2 separate regions of the Homo sapiens genome follow, and region 1 is linked to region 2. The links are chromatin loops, found by intact Hi-C in ENCODE. Cell type or tissue: ascending aorta. All regions are shown on one strand. Each heading gives the region's core, and the rest is flanking DNA. Links, peaks and the distances in the headings are about the cores only. Region 1 overlaps LOC105377510 (a long non-coding RNA gene). Region 2 has its middle 100 kb from the start of TMEM144.

The links. Hi-C counts contacts between places; a loop is a spot of excess contacts. Peaks named below come from ENCODE experiments on the same cell type or tissue, not always from the same donor. Only the 100,000 strongest peaks of a DNase experiment are listed, where the experiment ranks them.
Region 1: it touches region 2 in a loop (2.5-fold over the local background); 8 of 110 quality-filtered maps call a loop at or near these places.

What each region holds. Positions count from the first base shown.
Region 1 is chr4:158,371,384-158,374,298 of GRCh38, forward strand. All of the region lies in intron 2 of LOC105377510 (a long non-coding RNA gene), which reads right to left. Among named protein-coding and RNA genes, the nearest start is that of RXFP1, 150 kb to the right of the region's middle. In ascending aorta, for the core only: no CTCF peak of the experiment used is centred there; no DNase peak of the experiment used is centred there.
Region 2 is chr4:158,311,359-158,314,273 of GRCh38, forward strand. No RefSeq gene overlaps it. Among named protein-coding and RNA genes, the nearest start is that of TMEM144, 100 kb to the left of the region's middle. In ascending aorta, for the core only: no CTCF peak of the experiment used is centred there; no DNase peak of the experiment used is centred there; H3K27ac peaks cover 710 bases.

The DNA of each region.
Region 1 (2,915 bases), core at 113-2,612, 60 kb after region 2:
TTTCATAACGTAGGAAAGTGTATTTTAGACAAATTCACCAAATCATTCATTGTATGAAAAAAGTGTCATAAAGTGCTACATTTAAGAAAATATACATGGCAAAACCCCGTCTCTACTAAAAATACAAAAGTTAGCTGGCCTGGACAACAAAGCGAGACTGTCTAAAAAAAAGAAAATTTACATCAGATTTTTTATTGCTATTGAAAATTCACTATACTGATCCTTCATAGGCTAAATTGTTAAAAGAATCCAAGACTAAAGCAATGAAAACCTTATTCCACATGGAAATATCACTGACCAAAGGAGGTTAGTAAAGAAGATCAAATTACGTCTACTGAGTCTTTCATAATTGAACATCTAAGTATTCAATAAATATTAACTAGCTAGCTCCAATTAATATCTTAAATTGTAGAATTACAAATCAAAGCACAAATTCTAGACAGTAAGAAACTTTAAAAAGACATTCATGGCAATTTTGCAGTATTGAGACATTTTCACAAGTCATCGAACCTTCAGAATATTTTTGAACCTGTAATGTCTTGCCTCTCTCTAGGTTGTCAGATGATAAGTTTCTTCTCCTCCTAGCTATTACTTTTTCTCAACTTAGTATCTCTTAAGGCTAAAAAAACTATTCAGAGCATCATACAAAGTTTCAAAATAAAATATGTTTTACCTAAAATATTCAGCCCCTTGAATCAAGATTGGCTATTTCCTGGAATTTTCCTATTACCTCCACTTTTCACTCTATTTTGCTTCTGTAATCATATCTTTAACACATACAAAATCTAACATGTCTTGCAACTAATGCAGAAATTTTATAAATCCATGGGTGGTATGGGGGATTGAATTGTATTCCTCAAAAAGATATGCCCAAATCCTAATCTTGGTACCTGTGAATGTAACCTTATTTGAGTATAGGGTCTTTGCATAGGTAATGAAAAGGATCTTCAGATGGGATCATCCTGGATTTAAAGAGGGTCCTACATTCAATAGCTAGTGTTCATATAAGAAAAGAAGAGATTTGAGACATGCACCCAGAGAAGAAGGTGGCGTGAAGGTAGAGCAGAGGTCAGAATGGTGAGTCTACAAGCCAAGGAACCAAGACTGCCAGCAGCCGCCAGAAGCTAGGAGAGAGGCAGGGAAACAGATGCTCCTTCTGGGCTTCTAGAAGGAACCAACCCTACCAAACACCTTAATTTTGAGCTTCTAATCTCCAGAACTATCAGAGAATAAGTTCCTGTTATTTTTTTTCTTTTCTTTTCTTTTTTTTTTTTGAGACAAGAGTCTCACTCTGTTGCCCAGGCTAGAGTGCGGTGGTGCGATGTCTACTCACTGCAAGCTCTGCCTCCCGGGTTCACATCATTCTCCTGCCTCAGCCTCCCGAGTAGCTGGGACTACAGGCACCCGCCACCACGCCCAGCTAATTTTTTGTATTTTTAGTAGAGTCGGGGTTTCACCATGTTAGCCAGGATGGTCTCGATCTCCTGACCTCGTGATCCGCCCACCTCGGCCTCCCAAAGTGCTGGGATTACAGGCGTGAGCCACCCTGCCCGGCCAAGTTCCTGTTATTTTAAGCCACCAAGTTTGTAGTAACTTGCTACAGCAACCCTAAGAAACTAACATAAATAGTTAAACAATAAAACAAACATTAGTTGCCAAGAATCTAAAATCTAGTAATTCATATATACAGTGTGTCAGGTGCCTCAGTCTCCAGTTTCCACCAGCAGTTTTACTTAACAAATTTACTTTTCGATACTATTTAGTTTTCAAGCTGGATGGCTAATGTAATCCTTCTAATTTTAGAGGCTATTTGGAAAATCTTCTCTTATTATCTATAACATGCCTTATCTGTCAGATTGTTTCATTTTGCTTTGTCTGCAAAGAAAAGCTAGACTCAGTTGCCAAGGGCAAATTTGGAAAAAGATATGTCACCTTGGTCTTTGATGAGTATCATTGGCAATACAAAGAAAAGCAAGTTTCTTACATTGCCTGGTGGGAAAGGAAAAGACGCTCAGACAATTACTCTGTTCTCCCAATTTCTGAAACACTGAAAAAAGACCTTGGTCCATAGAAGAACAATATTCCTCAAGAACAAACCTGAACACTTTGGTTGAATTCTTTGGTAGTCTATATTTTTAGTCACAGATAGTTACTCTCCTGAAGTACAATATATTGCTGAGCCCCAAGAAAAAAAAAATAGCATAAATCACAGAATGTTCCCAATGCCTGCATCTTAGAATTGCTTCATTTATTTGTTCAACAAATGCTTATTGAGCCTCTTTTTTTTTTTTTTTTTTTGACTCAGTCACTGAGTTAGGTACAGTGAACACATAATCATTTAAGTCCTTTCCTGCTAGTGGATAGAGAAGCCAGAGAAAAATAAATTACAGTGTGGTATTAAAAAGACCCATTACAGAGATATGGACAAAATGTTAAGAAAACAAAAAGAATGGACCTAACTCTGCCTGAAAGGACTTAGAAAGACATCACCATATCGGGCTTCCAGGAGGGGACCACTGAGAGGCTCTTGCAGTGTGAAAGGTGAAGGCTGTAGAGGGGAAATAAGAAAAAGGGGGAAGGGGGTGAGGTTTTGCAGTATGCTCTCACCTGCCACATCTTGCAAACTAGAAATACATGTTCTCTGCCATAAAAGGGAGAATTCGCCTCATTCAGATTAATTCCAACATTCATACCTCTAATAGGGAGGATTAAGATATTGAGATCTGAATTAACAATGCCATGAGAGAGTAGGACCAGCCAGGAATCACTAAGTCAGAAGCCACCGGTCTCTCTCCTGCTCTGGGTGTCCTAGAGCTATTAGCCGTACTCATAAGGAAAGCCAGGGCTGTGTAATCAGAATATGACATGTAGCTTTATATTGTTAAGAAGAAAATGTTCTGGAAGAGAAGAGGAGG
Region 2 (2,915 bases), core at 148-2,647:
TTTTTGTAGTTTTGAGGGATCTTGATATTGATTTCCATTTTTATTGCACTGTGATCCAAGAATGTGCTTGGTACAATTTTGAATTTTCTGAATGTATTGAGACTTGCTTTATGACCAAGCATGTGGTTGATCTTAGAATATTTTCCATGTGCAGATGAGAATAATATATATTCTGTGGTGGTTGGGTGGAGTGTTCTGCAAATGTCTGTTAGATCCAATTGATCAAGTGTCAAGTTTAAGTACAGTGTTTGTTAGTTCTCTGCCTCAGTGATCTGTCTAATGCGGTCAGTGGGGTGTTAAAGTCTCCCACTATTATTGTGTGGTTTTTCTAAGTCTTTTTGTATGCCAGGAAAAACTTGTTTTATCAATTTGGGTGCTTTAATGTTGGGTGTGTACATATTTCAGTTAATTAAGGCTTCTTGTTGGATTGTAGCCTTTATCATTATGTAATACCCTTCATTGTCCTTCTTAATTTTTATTGGCTTAAAGTCTGTTTTGTCTGATACAAGGGTAGTAACTCTTGCTCTTTTTTGTTTTCCATTTGCATGGTAGATTTTTTTTCCATCCTTTAAATTTGAGCCTGTGGGTGTTATTACATGTGAAATGGGTTTCTTGAAGATAACAGATCATTGGATCTTGTCTTTTTATCCAACTTGCCACTCTGTGTCTTTTAAGTGGGGAGTTTAGCCCATTTACATTCTAGATTAATACTGGTGAGTGATTTTGATACTATCATCATCTGGTTGTTATATAGACTTGATTGCGTAGTTACTTTATAGTGCCTGTGAGCTATGTGCTTAAATGTGTTTTCTGGGGTAGCAGGTGTTATTCTTTCAATTCCATGTTTAGCACTCCCTTAAGGATGTCTTGTAAGGCTGGTCTAGCTGAAAAATATTCCATCAGCATTTGCTTGTCTCAGAAGGATTTTATATCTCCTTCACTTATGAAGCTTAGTTTGGTGGGATATGAAATTCTTGGTTGGAATTTCTTTTCTTTAATAATGCTGAAACCCCCAATCTCTTCTGGCTTGTAAAGTTTCTGCTGATAGGTCTGCTGCTAAACTGATGGGGTTCCTTCTGTAAGTCCTGCCCCTTTTCCCTAGCTGATTTTAAGGCTTTTTTGTTTTGTTTTGTTTTTTGATATTGACTTTGCTGAATCTGATGATTATGTGCCTTGAGAATAGTCATCTCATATAGAATCTAACTGAGGTTCTTTGTATTTTCTGGATGTTAATTTCAACCTCTCTGGTGAGATTAGGGAACTTTTTGTAGACTATTTCCTCAAATATATTCTCTAAGTTGTTTATTCTGTCTCAGTAATGCCAATGAGTCATGGGTTTGGTCTCTTTACATAATCCCATATTTCTGAGGTTTTTTTCATTTTTCTTAATTATTTTATCCTAATTTTTGTCTAAATTTATTAGAAGAACCAGTCTTCAAACTCTGAGATTATTTTCTGAGATTGGTCTATTTTGCTGTTAATATTTCTGATTGTACTAAAAAAATTCTTGCAGTGAATTTTTCAGCTCAAGTTTAGTTTGGGTCGTTCTTAAAATGGCTGTGCTGTCTTTCAGCTCTTGAATTATTTTATTGGATTGCTTGGCTTCCTTGGATTGAGTTTCAACTTTTTCCTGGATCTTAATGAGCTTCCCTGTTACCCAGATTCTGAATTCCATGTCTGTCATTTCAGACATTTCAAACTAGTTAAGAACCATTGCTGGGGAGATAGTGGACTCCTTTGGTGGTAAGGGGACACTCTGGCTTTTTGAATTGCCAGAGTTCTTGTGCTGATTCTTTTTCAACTTGGAGGGTTGGCACTCCTTTAACTGTGGTATAAGTTGAGTTTAGTCAGTTGGTTTTGTTTCTGGAAGTTTTCAGAGGACTAAGGCTACATACAAGGTCTTTGTTGTTGAATTCTTGTCCTTAGTTTCACAGGAAGGAAAATTAGCAAAATGTTTTTTGGTGGTGTAGTTTTTGGGCTGTCATTCAATAAATGGCACTTGAGAGCAAGGAGCATAGACAGGCTCTTGCTAAGCCATGTGGCTCCTTTGTGTATCCTCACATTTGAAGCTGTGCTCTGCAGTGGGAGGGGAAAGAGGTGACCCCCTCATCAGACTTGCTCCTGAGCAGTTAGGAGCCACTTCCAATCACTGGCACAGTGCCTGCAATTTTTGTTGTGTTGTTAGGTGTTTCCAGCTGTGTTGCTCCCTTAGGGCTATGTCCAATAGGGGAATGGGCCACACTCTTACTGGACCAGTCCTGTGAAAGGCGGCACACCTAGGACCCATACCAGACTGCAAACCCATACAACTCGCCAGTCTCAATTTTCTGAGAGCGTAGGCTTCTCCCCACTCAAGTGCTGAGCACAGATCTTGGCTTGGCACTTCCAAGATGCAGGCCACAGCTCCGAGTCACCAGGACCTGGTCATGGCTCCCTCCGGAACCTCAGGGTTGGGTTCCAGATGTGTTGTGGGATCCAAAGCCCTCCCAGACTGCTGAAACACACTCAGGTAGAACAAACACCCAGGATGGGCAGTGGAGGCTCCACTGTGTACACACTCTTATGGGGCAGCCAGGCAGGGACCCTCAGAAGGGCTGGTGGGCAGGTGGGCCCACAGGACAGGCATGACCTAGTCCTGTGGGGAAGCAGGCCCTGCTTTTTCCCCAGCAGTTAGCTGGTGGCAGAGCCTCTCAGAGGGAGACTGAGAGCCCTGGAGGATGGATGTTTATGGCTGGGTTCCCCCAGAGCAGTCTTGTGCACAAAGGTCCCCAGGTCTGTACCTGCTGGAGCTCCATCTCTATCTAATCTCTGGGAAGATCCCCTGCCAGCTCAAATGTCCATGGGTGGCATGGGGTTGCCTGCAGCTAGGATCTCAGAGGACCAGGGTGAGAGTGAGCAGTCCCCTAGTCCCTTTA